Linked DNA regions of Homo sapiens: region 2 is linked to region 1. A link is an interaction called in ENCODE POLR2A ChIA-PET data of the cell type or tissue named here. Cell type or tissue: PC-9. All regions are shown on one strand. Links, peaks and the distances in the headings refer to the core of each region. The heading gives the core; the rest is flanking DNA. Region 1 overlaps USF3 (upstream transcription factor family member 3). Region 2 overlaps PHLDB2 (pleckstrin homology like domain family B member 2).

Evidence for each region. ChIA-PET counts read pairs that join two places held together with the same protein. Peaks named below come from ENCODE experiments on the same cell type or tissue, not always from the same donor. Only the 100,000 strongest peaks of a DNase experiment are listed, where the experiment ranks them.
Region 2: POLR2A ChIA-PET joins it to region 1 with 10 read pairs; 2 of 35 experiments call an interaction of 5 or more read pairs at or near these places.

Annotation. Positions count from the first base shown.
Region 1 is chr3:113,680,766-113,689,104 of GRCh38, reverse strand. The region is part of intron 1 of USF3 (upstream transcription factor family member 3); the gene reads left to right. Among named protein-coding and RNA genes, the nearest start is that of USF3, 12 kb to the left of the region's middle. In PC-9, for the core only: no CTCF peak of the experiment used is centred there; no DNase peak of the experiment used is centred there.
Region 2 is chr3:111,931,572-111,939,910 of GRCh38, reverse strand. PHLDB2 (pleckstrin homology like domain family B member 2) reads right to left here. Exons shown (of 18, transcript NM_001134438.2): 6 at 7,514-7,642; 7 at 281-436. Among named protein-coding and RNA genes, the nearest start is that of ABHD10, 43 kb to the left of the region's middle. In PC-9, for the core only: no CTCF peak of the experiment used is centred there; DNase peaks (open chromatin) are centred at 2,740 and 3,540; H3K4me3 peaks cover 1,240 bases; H3K27ac peaks cover 4,598 bases.

The sequences.
Region 1 (8,339 bases), core at 163-8,162:
GATGTGAGGTGAAAGGTACATGGGGGCTTGATAGCATCTGGTTTTTGTTTGTTTGTTTGTTTGTTTGTTTTTTTGAGATGGAGTCTCCCTCTGTTGCCCAGGCTTGAGTGCAGTGGCATGATCTCGGCTCACTGCAAGCTCCGCCTCCCAGGTTCATACCATTCTCCGGCCTCAGCCTCCCGAGTAGCTGGGACTACAGGCTCCCGCCACCACGCCCAGCTAATTTTCAGTAGAGACGGGGTTTCACCATGTTAACCAGGATGGTCTCAATCTCCTGACCTCGTGATCCACCCGCCTCAGCCTCCCAAAGTGCTGGGGTTACAGGCGTGAGCCACCGCGCCCAGCCAGCATCTGTATTAATGACCGCAGTGGCTGTGCTTTGGAATCATTTCAGGAGTTTTGAAAAATTCTTGCACACCACCTCAGTCACTCATTCCTTCATTCAACAAATACTTGTTGATTACCCACTATGTGCCTAGCATGATTCTAGGCACTTAGAATACATTGGTGAATGAAACACACTCAAATACCTGCCCTCAAGAACACTACATCCTATATACTGAACCAATCTCTGGAAACGAATTCTGGTAATTCTGATGAGTATTCAGTTTTCAGAACCACTGCTCTAGGAGTAATTGATGAGAGACAGACTAGGTTTGCTAAGTGTGAATTCAAAATGGGCCTTCTGGCCAGGTGCAGTGGCTCATGCCTATAATCCCAGCACTTAGGGAGGCCAAGGTGGGGGGATCACGAGGTCAGGAATTCGAGACCAGCCTGGCCAACATGGGGAAACCCCATCTCTACTAAAGATACAAAAAATTAGCCGGGTGTGGTGGCGAGTGCCTGTAATCCCAGCTACTAGGGAGGCTGAGGTAAGAGAATCACTTTAACCCGGGAGGTGGAGGTTGCACAGAGCCAAGATCGTGCCATTGCACTCCAGTTTGGGCGACAGGGTGAGACTCCGTCTCAAAAAAAAAAAAAAGAAAGTGGGGGCCTTCCCTGCAGATGGCACTCAGGGCCATTCAGTAACAGAGGAGAAAACATTACTGGTAGGTGATCATGTATCAAGGGACTAGCATAAGACCAAAGAGTTAAACTTTGAATTAGCTGACCCTGGAATCAGTTTTACAGTTATACTACAAAGCAAGCTTGTTAATGATTATAATAATATTTTACATTTGTATAAATTTAGCTATACTAGTTTCAGAAGACCATTGTTCATTCAATAAGCATTTGAGTTACACATTGTGCATGTATTGTGCTAAGCCCTTGGGATAAAAGGACGAAGTTGTTCCTGCCTTAAAGGACCTTGGATGTGTATGATGTCAGTTGATCCTTAAAAGAACTATGAGGAGTGGAGTTAGCATTCTGGAACCAATTTATATGGTTATTAGAGTTGAGGAAATTAGTAAAAGTAATTGTAGACATTGGGAGCCAGATTTCTCACTGTCAGAAAGATATTACAAATAAGCAGGGGGGAAGACTATACTGAGCCCTGTGGTGCTAGATTAGAATCAGAGATGTAAGTATAAACTCATGCTTATTTTAATATAAATACAGATAGATACAGAGGCAAATGTAGATCTGTGTCTGTACATGGGTTAATAGACATAGATTTATTTAATAGCTCTGTCTGCTGAGAAGGCTTGGAAGCAGTGACACCCCAGTAGCAATGAGGACAGGCAGCACCTGGATCTTGGTTTCTAAATTCCATTCTCCAATGAAAGGGACAAAAATTCCTTGGATGGAAAGCTGATTCTAAGAGTGGGGCAGGGGAAACACAAGATGAGCCTGGAGTATCTTGTAGTACCAAAAAGTAAGGAAGTACTAGAAAGGGGGTGTGTGTGTGTGTGTGTGTGTGTGTGTGTGTGTGTGACTGTGTGTGTAAAGGGCACAACAGCTAATCCAAAAGAGCACCCAATGGCCAATGTGTGGACAATTTGAACAACATATTAACTCTAGCATTGAATTGTGATCTGAAGAATGAAATAAATCTCCATGAGTCCATACTGATATAAGTAAATTATTGAATAAATAAATAGGGGAGAAGTGACAAATATTCCTTGCAGAATAATTCTAAATACATAATCCTTTTTCCAAGAGGTAGAGATTAACTCTTCTCGCTTTGCGTGTGGGCTAGACTTAGTATTCACTTCCAAAATATAAAGAACAAAAAGGGGAAAATAGTAATATAGAAATAAATACTTGAATAGTGTTAACAGGAAATTTGAGGAAAAGAGTACTTCTTTTCACAACTTCTTCGGTATGATCTGAGTAGATAAATACAAGCATATTTCATTTGTATAATGAAAAAAATCCAGTTAAGTAACAAAAAGAATAAGAAAATAGGAAAGTAAGAATTACTGTGATTATTGTTGAGAAGCTGGGAAAGATGTCATGTATAGATCACAAGCACTGAGGAAGGGATGAGGCAGAGCAAGATGGCTGAATAGAACCCTCCAGCAGTTGCCCCCATGCTGCAGAACTACTATCCACATAAGAACCAAATATCAGGTGGCCAGGCACAGTGCCTTCCACCTGTAATACTGGCATGTTGGGAGGTGGAGGTGGAGGATTGCTTGAGGCCAGGAGTTTGAGACCAGTTTGCTCAACATAGTGAGACCCTGTCTGTACAAAGAAAACAAAATCAGGTGAGTGATCACAGTACCTAGTTTTAGCATCATATCAAGGAAGGAGACACTGAAGATGGTAGGAAAGACAGCCTTGAATTGCCTACACCACCCTTCCCCCCTTCCCCAGCCATGCAGAGAGAATCGCTGTGCTTGGGGGAGGGAGAGCAAAGTGATTGTGCAACTTTGCATTGGAATTCAGTGTTGCTCTGTCACAGTGGAAAGCAACACAGGGCAGAATTCAGCTGATGCCCACAGAGGGAGCATTTAGACCAGCCCTTGCCAGAGGGGAATCTTCCATCCTATCAGTTGGAACATGAGTTCCAGCTAGCCCCACCACTGAGGGCTAAAGTGCTCTGGAGTTCTAAATGAACTTGAAAGGCCACAAGGCCTGCAATTCCTGTGCAAGTCCTAGTGCTGCACTGGGCTTGGAGCCACTGGACTTGGGGTGCACACGACCTAGTGAAATACTAGCTGGGGTGGCCAAAGGAGTGCTTGCATCACCACTCCTCCAACTCCAGACATCACAGCTTGCAGCTCCAGCAGAAGAGGGAAAAGTAAAGAGGATTTTTTTCTTGCAACTTGGATCCCAGCTCAGCTACAGTAAAATAAAGCCCCCATTCTAGACCATAGCTTCTGGATGACATTTCTAGACCCACCCTAGGCCAGAAGGGAACCCACTGCCCTAAAGAGAAGGGTACACTCCTAGCAGAATTCACCACCTGCTGACCAAAGAGCCATTGGGTTTTGAATAAACATCAGCAGTAGCCAGGCAGTAGTTGCCATGGGCCCTGGGCAAGAACCAAAACTGTGCTCATTTCAGGTGTGACCCAGCACAATTCTCATCTGTGGTGGCCATCAGGAGAGACTCCTGCTTGAGAAAAGGAGAGGGAAGAATAAAGAGGACTTTGTTTTATAACTCAGGTACCAGCTCAGCCACAATAAAATAAAGCACCAAGTAGACTCCTAAAGATTCCAGGCTTTGGCTCCTGGAGTGCATTTCTAGACCCCCCACTGGGCCAGAATGGAACCCACGACCCTGAAGGGAGAGACCCAGTCCTGGCAGGATTCATCATCTGCTGACTAAAGAGCCCCTGGGCTTGAATAAACATCAGTGATAGTCAGGAGATAGTTGCCACAGGCCTTGGGCGAAACCCAATACTGTGCTGGCTTCAGGTGTGTCCCAGCAGTCTCAGTGGGTTTATCCAAAGGAGCATTGCGTGACTCCATCCCCAACTCCGGGCAGCTCAGCATGAAGAAAGAGACTCCATTTGCTTGGGGGAAAATAAGGGAAGAGAACAAGAGACTCTGCTTGATACATTAGGGAATTCTGGATCTTACTCAAGACCGCTAAAGTGGTACCTCTGCAAAAGACACAGCATTACTGGACTTGGGAGTGCCCCCTAATGCACATATGGTTGCAGTGACCAAAGACTTAAGATTACAACACTTAATTCTTGTTGAATACTTAGAAAGCCTTCTCAAGAAGGATGGGTACAAACAAGCCAGACAAAACAAACTGGAATAAATTTCTAACTTTTCGGTGCACAGACATTGACAAACATCCACAAGCATCAGGGCCATCCAGGAAAACATGACCTCACTGAATGAACTAAATAAGACACCAGTGACCAATTCCAGAGTGGCAGAGATATGTGACTTTTGAGACAGAGAATTCAAAATAGCTGTTTTGAGGAAGCTTAACAAAATCCAAGATAACACAGAGAAAAAATTCAGAATCCTATCGATAAATTTAATGAAGAGATTAAAATAATTAAAAAGAATCAAGCAGAAATTCTGGAGCTGAAAAATTCAATAGACAAACTAAAGAATGCATCAGTCTCTCAACAGTAGAATGGATCAAGGAGAAGAAAGAATGAGCGAGCTTGAAGACAGGCTATATGAAAATACTCAGAGGAGGCAAAAGAAAAAAAATATGAAGCATGCCCACAGGATTTAGAAAATAGCTTCAAAAGGGGAAATCTAAGAGTTATTGGTCTTAAAGAGGAAGTGGAGAGAGAGATTGAGGTAGAAAGTTTATTCAAAGAGATAATATTGGAGAACTTTCCAAACCTAGAGAAAGATATCAGTATTCAAGTCCAAGGAGGTTATAGACGATCAAGAAAAATTAACTCAAAGAAGACTATCTCAAGACATGTAATAATCACACTCCCAAAGGTCAAGGATAAAAAAGGATCCTAAGAGCAGCAAGGAAAAGAAAAAAAATGAGATATAAAGCATTTCCAATATGTTTGGCCACAGATTTCTCAGTGGAAACCTTACAGACCAGGAGAGAGTCAGATGACATATTTAAAATGCTGAAAGAAAAAGACTTTTATCCTAGAATATTATATCCAGTGAAAATACACTTCAAATATCAAGAGGAAAAAAAGACTTTCCCAGACAAACAAAAGATGAGGTTTTTTGTCAACACCAGACCTGTCCTACAGAAATGCTGAAGGGAGTTCTTCAACTTGAAAGAAAAAGATGTTAACAAGTAATAAGAAATTGTCTGAAGGTACGTGGTAACAGTAAATACATAGACAAATACAGAATATTTTAACACTGTAATTCTAGTGTGTAAGATACTCATGTCTTGAATAGGAAGACTAAAAGACAAATCTATCAAAAATAATAACTACAACATTTTAAGACATAGTGTAATAAGATATAAGTAGAAACATCAGAAGGTTAAAAAGCAGGGGATGGGCTGGGCACGGTGGCTCACGCCTTTAATCCCAGCACTTTGGGAGGCCAAGGTGGGCAAATCACGAGGTCAAGAGATCAAGACCATCCTGGCCAACATGGTGAAACCTCATCTCTACTAAAAATATAAAAATCAGCTGGGCATGGTGGTGCGTGCCTGTAGTCCCGGCTACTTGGGCGGCTGAAGCAGGAGAATTGCTTGAATCCGGGAGGTGGAGGTTGCAGTGAGCTGAGATTGCACCACTGTACTCCAGCCTGGCGACAGAGCGAGACTCCATCTCAAAAAAAAAAAAAAAAAAAAAAAGCAGGGGATAAAATGTAAGTGTAGAGTTTTGTATTTGATGTAATAAAATGATTGAGATTTTCTGTTTACTCTTATGTTCATGAAGTAAACTATAGTTTTAAAAACTAGATAATAGTTTTTATAGATTAAAAACTAGATAATAGTTTTTATAGATTAAAAACTAGATAATAGTTTTTATAGATTAAAAACTAGATAATAGTTTTTATAGATTAAAAACTAGAGTTTTTATCAGTTTTCTCTTGGCTTGTTTGTTTTTACAATCAGAGTTAGATTGTCATTAGTTTAAAATAATGGGTTATAAGGTGTTATTTGCAAGCCTCATGGTAACCTCAGGTCAGAAAAATACAATAAATACGCAACATGTATAAAGCAAGAAATTAAAACGTACCACCAGAGAAAAACACTGACATGAGAAGGAAGAGAAGACCATAAAACAACCAGAAAACAAATAACAAAATGGTGGGAGTAAGTTTTTACCTATCAATAATAATATTGAATGTAAATGAGCTAAATGCTCCAATCCAAAGACATAGAGTGGCTGAATGGATTAAAAAGGAAAAAAAAAAAAAAAAGCCCAGCGATCTGTTGCCTACAACAAACACACTTCTCTTATGAAGACACACAGACACACATAGACTGAAAATAAGGGGATGGAAAAGATATAGCATACAAATGGAAACCAAAATAAAAGCAAGAGTAGTTATATCAAATAAAATAGATTTCAAGACAAAAACTATGAAAAAAGACAACATCATTATATAATTTTAAAGGGAACATTTCAGCAAGAGGATATAACAACTGTAAATATATATGCACCCAATAGAGGAACACCCAGATATATAAAGCAAATATTACTATATCAAAGAGAGATAGACCCCAATACAATAATAGTTGGAGACTTCAACACTTCACTTTCAGCATTGGACAGATTATTCAGACAGAAAATCAACAAACATTAGACTTATTTGCACTATTGACCAAATGGACTTAAGAGATATTTACAGAATATTTCATCCAACAGCTGCAGAATGTACATTTTTCTCCTCAGCACATGGATCATTCTCAAGGATAGATCCTATGTTAGGCCACAAAGCAAGTGGTGTTTTTTTTTTTTGTTTGTTTGTTTTTTGTTTTGTTTGCAAGACAGGGTCTCACTCTGTCTCCCAAGCTGAAGTGCGGTGGCACGATCATGGCTCACTGCAGCCTCAACTTCCCAGGCTCAAGTGATTCTCCCACCTCAGTCTCTGCAGTAGTTGGGACTACAGGCACATGCCACCTTATCTGGATAATTTTTTCTATTTTTTGTAGAGATAGGCTCTCACTATATTGCCTAGGCTGGTCTTGAACTCCTAGGCTCCAGCAGTCCTCCCACTTCTGCCTCCCAAAGTGATGGGATTACAGGTGTGAGCCACTGTGCCCAGACAAAGTCTTAAAACATTTTTAGCCGGGTTTCCCTGGTGGTTCATGCCTGTAATCCGAGGACTTTGGGAGGCCGAGGCGGGTGGATCACAAGGTCAAGAGTTCAAGACCAGCCTGGCCAACATGGTGAAACCCCGTCTCTACTAAAAATGCAAAAAAATTAGCCAGGCGTGGTGGCAGGTACCTGTAATCCCAGCTACTCGGGAGGCTGAGGGAGAGAATTGCTTGAACCTGGGAGGTGGAGGTTGCAGTGAGCCAAGATCACACCACTGCACTCCAGCCTGGGTGACAGAGTGAGACTCCATCTCAAAAAAAAAAAAATTTTTTTTTTAAATTGAAATAATATTGCTGGGTGTGGTGGCTCATGCCTAATCCCAGCACTTTGGGAGGCCGAAGCAGGCGGATCACCTGAGGTCAGGAGCTTGAGACCAGCCTGGCCAACATGGTGAAACCCCGTCTCTACTAAAAATACAAAAAAAAAAAAAAAAAAATTAGCCAGTCGTGGTGGTGAAATAATATCAAGTATCTTCTCTGATCACAGTGGAATAAAACTATAATCAATAATAAGAGAAACTTTGGAAACTATGTGAATACAGGGAAATTAAACAATATGCTCCTGAGTGACTAGTGGGTCAATGAACAAATTAAGAAGGAAATTAAAAAATTTCTTAAATGAAAATGGAAACACAGCATACAAAACACTATGGGATATAGCAAAAGTGGTAATAAGAGGAAAGCACCCACATCAAAAAAGTAGAAAAACTTCAGGCTGGGCATGGTGGCTCATACCTTTAATCCCAGCGCTTTGGGAGGTTGAGGCGGGCAGATCACCTGGGGTCAGGAGTTCAAGACCAGCCTGGCCAACATGGTGAAACCCCATCTCTACTAAAAACTACAAAAATTAGCCAGGCGTGCTGGTGGGTACCTGTAATCCCAGTTACTCGGGAGGCTGAGGTAGGGAGAATTGCTTGAACCTGCAAGGTGCAGGTTGCAGTGAGCCGAGATCACACCACTGCACTCTAGCCTGGGTGACAGAGTGAGAGTCTATCTCAAAAATAAAAATAAAAAGTAGAAAAACTTCAAATAAAGAACCTAACAGTACATCTTAAGAAACTAGAAAAGCAGTATCAAACCAAACTCAAAATTAGTGGAAGAGATTAAGTAAAGATCAGAGAAGAAATAAATGAAATTGAAATGAAAACAAAAACAAAATAGATTGACGAAACAAAACTTTTTTTTTTTTTTTTGGAGACAGTATCTCATTCTGTCACTCACGCTGG
Region 2 (8,339 bases), core at 239-8,238, 1.7 Mb after region 1:
TGCAAAAAGAAATAGTTTAAAACCAATATCTGAATTCCTGATTTTCTATGCCTTGGTTTTCACGTGAATGAAACAATTAGGTACTATTCATAAATGCATCTACAGCATTATGTAACAACTGTAATATGTCTCAATTTGTCTAATTTGGAACACCATTTGCCACATACATGGCAGACTACGTAATCTGTCAAATGTGATATTCAGACAGACATATGTCATAGCTATGTTAAGCAGAAATATATTTTGATTTTTCACATTGAATGACACCTGGAAAAAGTACCTTTCTAGAAACGATGTTCCGTTGATATTCAGCAACTTCACGCAGGAGCTGTTGAGTCAAGTTCTCCTTTTCTTCATCTAGACGGCTCTCATGTTCAAGCTGCTGGAACTCCAGGTCTTCAAAGTGTTTGCTTTCAACATCCAACAGGTCAGCATCCTTTGGAGAAAAGTGAATGAAAACAAGACACACTGAGATAACTACCACCTTCTTAATGTGAAGAAACATTTATTAAAAGCAGTTGGTCCAAGATATCTTTCCAGTTACAATATTGACCAGGGTTAGAACATAACACTATCTTTTGGAGTTAAATCCCAGAACGTGACTGTTAGAGGGAATCGAAAAGGCAGCATTTATTTCACCCTCAGTTTTAGACTTCTCTGTGGAGGTAAGAATTCTTGCGTTAAACCCACACTGGGTGGCTTTAAAATGGAGAAGGAAGTACAAAAACAACTCAGTAAATAACCTAAACATAATCTGCAGTCCAAAGGTGTAACATAGCGTTACAAGAAAATTCTTCTTGGCCAGGCGTGGTGGGTGGCTCATGCATGTAATCCCAGCACTTTGGGAGGCTGAGGAGGGGGGATCACCTGAGGTCAGGAGTTTGAGACCAGCCTGGCCAACATGGTGAAACCCCGTCTCTACTAAAAATACAAAAGTTAGCTGGGCGTGGTGGTGGGCACCTGTAGTCCCAGCTACTTGGGAGGCTGAGACAGGAGAATTGCTTGAGATGGAGGTTGCAGTGAGCCGAGATTGTGCCATTGCACTCCACCCTGGGCGACAAGGGTGAAACTCTGTCAAAAAATAAAAATAAAGATAAAAATAAAAAAAGAAAGAAAGGAAAGGAAAGGAAAGGAAGCTCTTCTTTTCTTCAATTTTTCATAGAAAACAAGACTAATGTGGAGATTAAAGAGTCAAAAGTTGGCACACGTACAGACCAGAGGTGTCTAATAGGGATACATGTATCCCAGATGGTACACAACACAATCTGCTGGACTGTGCAGAAAAAAATTAGACCCCTTTCATACTCGTTTTTAATTGTTTATTTTCTTTTTCAGTTTCTCAACATATGTTTTCTAATGTATACACAAGTAGCATAGTATGTATACACGATTTTAAATATATACATTCTTTGGGCATGCACACTATATATATTTATAATAATATGGATTATATATCATATATCTACAAAGGAAATGCATGCTCTAATAATTTTATTAAAGGGATAAGCAATCAAAAAACTTTTGGACATGGGCTCTAGGTGATGACGATGTGTCGGTGGAGGTTTAGCAATTGTAACAATTGTACTGCTCTGGTGGAGAATGTTGATAATGAGGGGAGCCTACGCATGTGCAGGGGCAGAAGGAATATGGCAAATGTCTGTAAGTTCTGCTGGGTTTTGCTGAAAATATAAAACTGCTCTAAAAAATAAAGTCTTTTTTTTAAAAATTGAAAAGTGAGGTTTTAAAGCCAGGGTTCTATGAGCCCATTAAAAATATGTACACACCTTTTTACTGGAAAGTGTAAACAAAGCTTTTATGAGGCACAAAGGGTGACTCAAAAGGTTAAACACCACCACTCTCAGAATAATCTTGAGGACATTTAAGGAAGATCAGAAATTATGAAAATCAGATGGTCTAGAAAAAGCATTCTCTAACCTATGAGGTACTTGAAGACAGGAATATATTTATGCATCTGCATTCATGCAGAGATTGATGCATGTTGTATAGATTATTCTCTAATATACTTTTTGTTTAAACACCCTCTTATTTTTGGAGTCTTTAACATTATTTATAAATCGCGTATGTTTAGGAAATTTCTTTTTCTTTTCCTTTTTTTTTTTTAATTTTTTTTTTTAGAAGACAGGGTCTTGCTTTGTCACTCAGGCTGGAGTGCCATGGCACAACACAGCTTACTGCACCCTCGACCTCCCAGGATCAAGCAATCTTCCTGCCTCAACCTCCCAAGTAGCTGGGACTACAGGTGCACACCACCATGCCTGGCTAATTTTTGTACTTTTTTGTAGAATGGGGTTTTGCCATATTGCCCAGGCTGGTCTCAAACTCAAGCAATCCACTCACCTCAGCCTCTACTCACATGGATCCACTCACCTGGGATTATAGGTGTAAGCCACCACACCCAGCCAGATTTTTTATAAATATAACCTACACATAATCTACATCCAAAAGGAAGAGGCAGCTGGGCTCTGTGGCTCACAGCTCTACATAGCTAACATAACCAAAGCATTTTTTGGTTGTTCTTCAATCAAATCATCAAAGAGAGTTGGATAAATAATTATATGCTAAGTTATTTCTATATCGATATTCAACCCCATCCCCACTCTGGTTTTTATATTAATGATAAAGCAAGCTTTATGATAAAATGAAATGTATTTCTATCTTCTGCAATGACTTTTACTCTAGGGATGATTCATAGAAGAGCTATTAGCTACTGAGTAATTAGCAACAAGACTATCATGTCAACACAGACAATTCTCAAAGCTTAAGAACAGGAAAAACACAATTTGAAAAACATATTCAACATTTCTTAACACTTCTTTACATTTTATTTGGCTCCAAAAAAATATGTGCTCAATTTCAAGTGTTTGGTTGACATTTCAAGTTAATCAGACATTTCAAATTTATAACTTCTAAAAGAATTAATGAGTTAAAAGAATTAAGGAATTAAGAACTAACTCAAGTGTTATGGCTTAAAACAATATCTTCTGTTTTGAAATAATACACTGGCTGACATAATAAGCACATACACTCAAGTTTATAAGGTCTTCCAATTAAGCTTGATTTGTGTTCAAAGATTACTGAGATTTAAAAAAAAGGAATAAGCCCTTTTTCTGGCTTATAAGTAATCTTCATTCAAAGTGGCCATATGACTCAGAATATATACACTTTGCTAGTCAGTTGCTTACTCCACATCTGGCTAATATGCAATATGTGTTATTTTAACCCTGCATGAAAGTCAAAGAATCATTCATTTATTTGTAGTAAATACTTAAACCACTGCATGAAAATAATGGCATACTAAGTAAGAAAGTTGAAAATTAGGCTAAGCTCAGCACTCAGACTCCACTGACATAATCATCTGATCAAGTTATCTAAACCATCAAAATGTGTGTATATAAACTTACATCTTAAACAAAAAACTATTAGGGAGAGGAATAAAAACTTTTACAAGATTTTATGTATGAATAAGAAGTCTGGGAATGGAATTTGGGGGAAGGAATAGTTTAATTGAGCACAGAATAATATACACAGGAAGTTCAAAGTGAAGTATGTATGACTAATTGAATGAAAATTTTAACTATACTTCACTCACTAAAAGAGCATTACATATCTCTACTGGATGGCAAGCTCAAAGGCCAGGCATGAAGGACCTAAAACAGCTGCACTAAAGGAAATTCTGTGCAATTTCTTTTTTCTTTCCAGTAACTTTTTAAATAATGTATACGGCAGAAGTTTACATGCAGTTCTTTATGTTTTCTTTGCCTGATGGAGGGACAGGAAGAAGAGAATAGATGTGGTATGACCAGGAGAAATTGCAGTAATAACAGCTCATGGCCAACTCCAGAAGCAAATTTAAATGGGGCTCAGGGTTTTGTTAACTTTTACACTTTAACTACATACTTTTGGAATATGGAAAAAGACAGTTGAAATAATCTAGTCCAACCTCCTTGAGGTGATTAATACTGTCAACCTGATTGGATTGAAGGATGCAAAGTATTGATCCTGGGTGTGTCTGGGAGGATCTTGCCAAAGATTAACATTTGAGTCGGTGGGCTGGGAAAGGCAGACCCACCCTTAATCTGGGTGAGCACCATCTAATCAGCTGCCAGAGTGGCTAGAATATAAAGCAGGCAGAAACAAAACAAAACAAGAAACAACGTGAAAAGACTAGACTGGCCTAGCCTCCCAACCTGCATCTTTCTCCTGTGCTAGATGCTTCCTGCCCTTGAACACTGGACTCCAAGTACTTCAGTTTTGAGACTTGGACTGGCTCTCCTTGCTCCTCAGCTTCCAGACAGCCTGTTGTGGGACCTTGTGATTTTGGGAGTTAATACTTAATGAACTCCCCTTCTATCTATCTATCTATCTATCTATCTATCTATCTATCTATCTTATATACACATATATCATATTAGTTCTGTCCCTCTAGAGAACCCTGACTAATACACTCCTTATTTCATATATGAGGATATTGCAGCCCATAGAAGTTGAATGACTTGTCCAAGACTAATGGATAAACTAATTTTATAGCCAGTGACAGTAAAAAGGTCTTTTAATTGTAGATCACTGAATAAAATTTTTTTAAAACATCAAGATACTCCCCGACTCTACTAAAAATATGAAAAATGAGCCAGGCATGGTGGCAGGTGCCTGTAGTCCCAGCTGCTCAGGAGGCTGAAGCAGGAGAATGGCGTGAACCTGGGAGGTGGAGCTTGCAGTGAGCCGAGATCGCACTACTACCCTCCAGCCTGGGTGACAGAGCAAGACTCTGTCTCAAAAAAAAAAAAAAAAAAAAAAAATCAAGATACCAAAATCAACCATTCATTTGAGTAAATATCAAAAGCACAAGAAGACAGTTACCTGGCTGGGACAGTTTTCTTGTGCTTTTGATTATTTACTCAAATAAAAGTTTGATTTTGGTCTTGATTAAAAAAATTTATCCAGTGATATCTACAATTAGTAGACCTTTTTTCTATCACTGGCTCTAAAATCATTTTATCCATTAGTCTTGGACAACCCATTCCAACTCTATGGGCCTAAATATCCTCATATATGAAATGAGAAGGTAGGATGAGATTATTTCTATTATCTTTTTCCACATGAGATGAGTTAAATGACTCATTTTCATTTAACATCAGTTTTCTTTTCTACACTATTAGTAACCCAGGGATTGCTGTGCCCATATCAACTACCAGATTGGTAAGGCCATGTTAACAACATACCAACCACAGGCCACAAAACCAATATCAGATGAAAATAATATTCAGACTCTAACATCATGTTTAAAGGTAGGAAGACCAGCCACAAGTCATTATGCTGCATGCACAAAATCATTCTACAATTTCAGCTGAAGTATTCAATATGCAGTTTAATAAAATAACTTTCTTCTTATTCTTTTATTTTTTACTTTGTGTGACTTACCACCTAATGAAGCTATTTATAATAAAACAAACTTTATTAAATCTAGTTTAAATGCCCAAGGGAAAGCTTTGTAGTGAAGTCATATTTTGAAGTGTTTGAAGTCTAAAGGGAGATAAGCTGTGATAACACAGAAAGGTCCTAAAGTGAACTTTAGGACTTACTTCTCATGAAGTAAGTGAACTTTTTACTGATTAAGCCAAGGCATTGGTGAAGAGTTATACTGGTCGTCATCCTTGAAAAACAGAATTAGTAGACCTCTTAATATAAGGTGAACTGCAGCCATCACAAGCCAGTTATCTCTCCTAAGGAAAGAGGTTTTATAAGAATTTTACACTCTGGAGAGGAAAGGGAAGAAGTCTCTGCCTTCAATTAATGGAAAAGACTGTCTGCATCATTTCCTTTCCTCTTTTGTAGTCAGAATCTTTGGAACATATAACTGATATTATGAGTTATCCTACAGAATCTAGATTAAGCTAAACAGTATTTATGTTAATCATAATCCAAGTTGTGAATAGAGTCTATAAATTTTTATGTAAAGCAATGTTTATAAAGAACACAATAAATGGATAACCAGAGGAAGGGAAGGACAAAATATACAACTATGCTGCTGACTGTAAATAAGGAATTCCAATGACTGTGTAAAATCTTTAGTGATAAGGAGAGTTAAAATGTAAGCAAATGTAAAAAAAATCAGTTTTCCCATCTCTTTTGTTAACTAGCATAAACACAAGCAAATTACAAACTGAAATTACTTTACAAATACTAGTTTTCTTCCAATCATTTTTATCATAAAATTTTCAGAGAATTGTGACTGAGAGGCAGGAAGTTTTATCTTCTTACAACAAATTCAGCTGCATACAATAAAAAGAGTAAAGGGAAGACATATGGTTAAAACTTTCTTTGCTCCAACATTGTAAGAAATAAATACTAAAACTATTATGCTGCAGTTTAAACAGCTGCATTGGATTCTCATTATTAAGATGCTCTCAACTTCTGCAATACATTGAAAAGCTTTAACTGTTATTTTTTCACCTAGTGACGTTCTCAGAGGTAGCAAATATTTTTGTATTAAAGGTCATCTTAAGAACGTTTAAGGATGTGCTATCTCAATAAATTTTTCAACCTCCCCATTCCCAAGAAGGTACAAACATAATAACATGGATGAAACTAGCTTGTTATACTCAGGTAGAATCATAAATTGTTAATCACTCAAGACAAATTACTATTACGTGACTCTTTCAGATATCCAAGACTGTTAACGACTGCTTCCCCAGAAGGAAGCAGTTTACTGGGGCTGCTGTTCAAAGGAAATGACCCAGTTGCCAAGAGGCTATGAAATATTAAGTGGCTGTGCCAGTGTTTGTGAAACTATCCACCTAGGAAGTCTTGCTTTCAGAAGATAACCAGTGTGGTTGTGTTAAACGCTGCCAACCTTAAGGATCAAAGAATAACTTGATAAAGCTTAACTAGAAAGTCTATGCTGCATTAAGTTCTTAGAAATTATGAAGCTCACATGAGATGTTGAGGGCATTTGTAATGCCCTGCATCTTGGGTCTTGGTGTTTAATTGTTGGGATTGGGCTAATTAGTTCAATGTCACTAACCAGCAGAAAGAAAAGGAAACACAAAAGAATAGCTGCTGGTGGGGAGCAAATCAGAAAATAGGATAATCTGGGGACAAGAGTCTAAAATCAAGCTAAAGAACAAAACATTCAAGGGTAAATAGGATTCATGATGCAGCAGAGAATGCAGGGGAAGAGATCAGTTAATACAAATGCTATAATGTTGATGTTGGTTACAAATCAGAAATAGCTTCTTTTGTCACAAAAAAAAATGACTCCAGAAATGGTTTTGCATTAGAAATTATGTGAAGGATTCTAACAAGGAATTTTAAAAACTGATTAGCATGGAATAATATATACTGTTAGCATGCATATTTCCATTTAAACGTATCTAATGACTAGAACTTATGCAAACTTATGCTATATGAAGTCGTAAGTCACAGGTAAGTGGCACTTAAGTGAAAAACAAAAACGAAAAGCAAAATAACTGGTGCATTCCTGTTTGCTACTGACCCTCTTCAGTTGTTGTTGTAACTGTTCCCTCATGGACTCAGGACAATTGTCCAGCTGGGTCTTCTGCTCGGAGTAAAGCTCCTGAAGCCTCTCTAGTTTTTCCCTTTCAGCATCAAGCTTTACCTTCTCCTGAAGTTCAGAAACCAGAAAATAGAATAGAAATTACCTTCACACCCCCAAGCAGGTGCTAGTGAACATTTCTCAAGGATAACATAAACAAACATACACAAACTCTGGACAATCTATGAATGTAGAAACGTATCTTGTTAGTGGCTAGGATAAAGGGATATAAGTGGAAGTTAAGACAAAGGGACTGGGTTTCTGCATTCTCAAAGCACAGTCCACTTCATGGCAGTGACTCCCACTTTCCTTCCCTCCCTTCTTCCTGCCACCATGTTACAAAAGCAGGGGAAGCAATGGTCATGTTGAGTGTTGGTCATTGGCCAACAATCAAAGAAATGCCAACCAAATTCATAAGCAAGCCTTGCTAAGAGTCACCTGTCAGAGAAACAGACAAAGGAAAGGGGGCATTTACCTCAAGGACTGTCATAGCCTAACTCGCTCAAGGCCTTTGTATGGCAAGTTTTGGAATTAACTGGTTTTGTTCTCAGGTTAGAGGAATTCTAGGTGTATTAATTGACATCCCCGTCATCTGAAACAGTTCTAGCTATCTGGAAAACTTCAGAACTTACAGAGTTAGAAAATCTTAATCCAGAGAGATTATTCAAGGACTGAGAGAGAGCTAGTAAAAATGCAAGACAGACAAAGCAGTGAAGGGAAGGCATAGGCAGCTCAGACACACCAAAAATGTGACGGGGACTGCGGA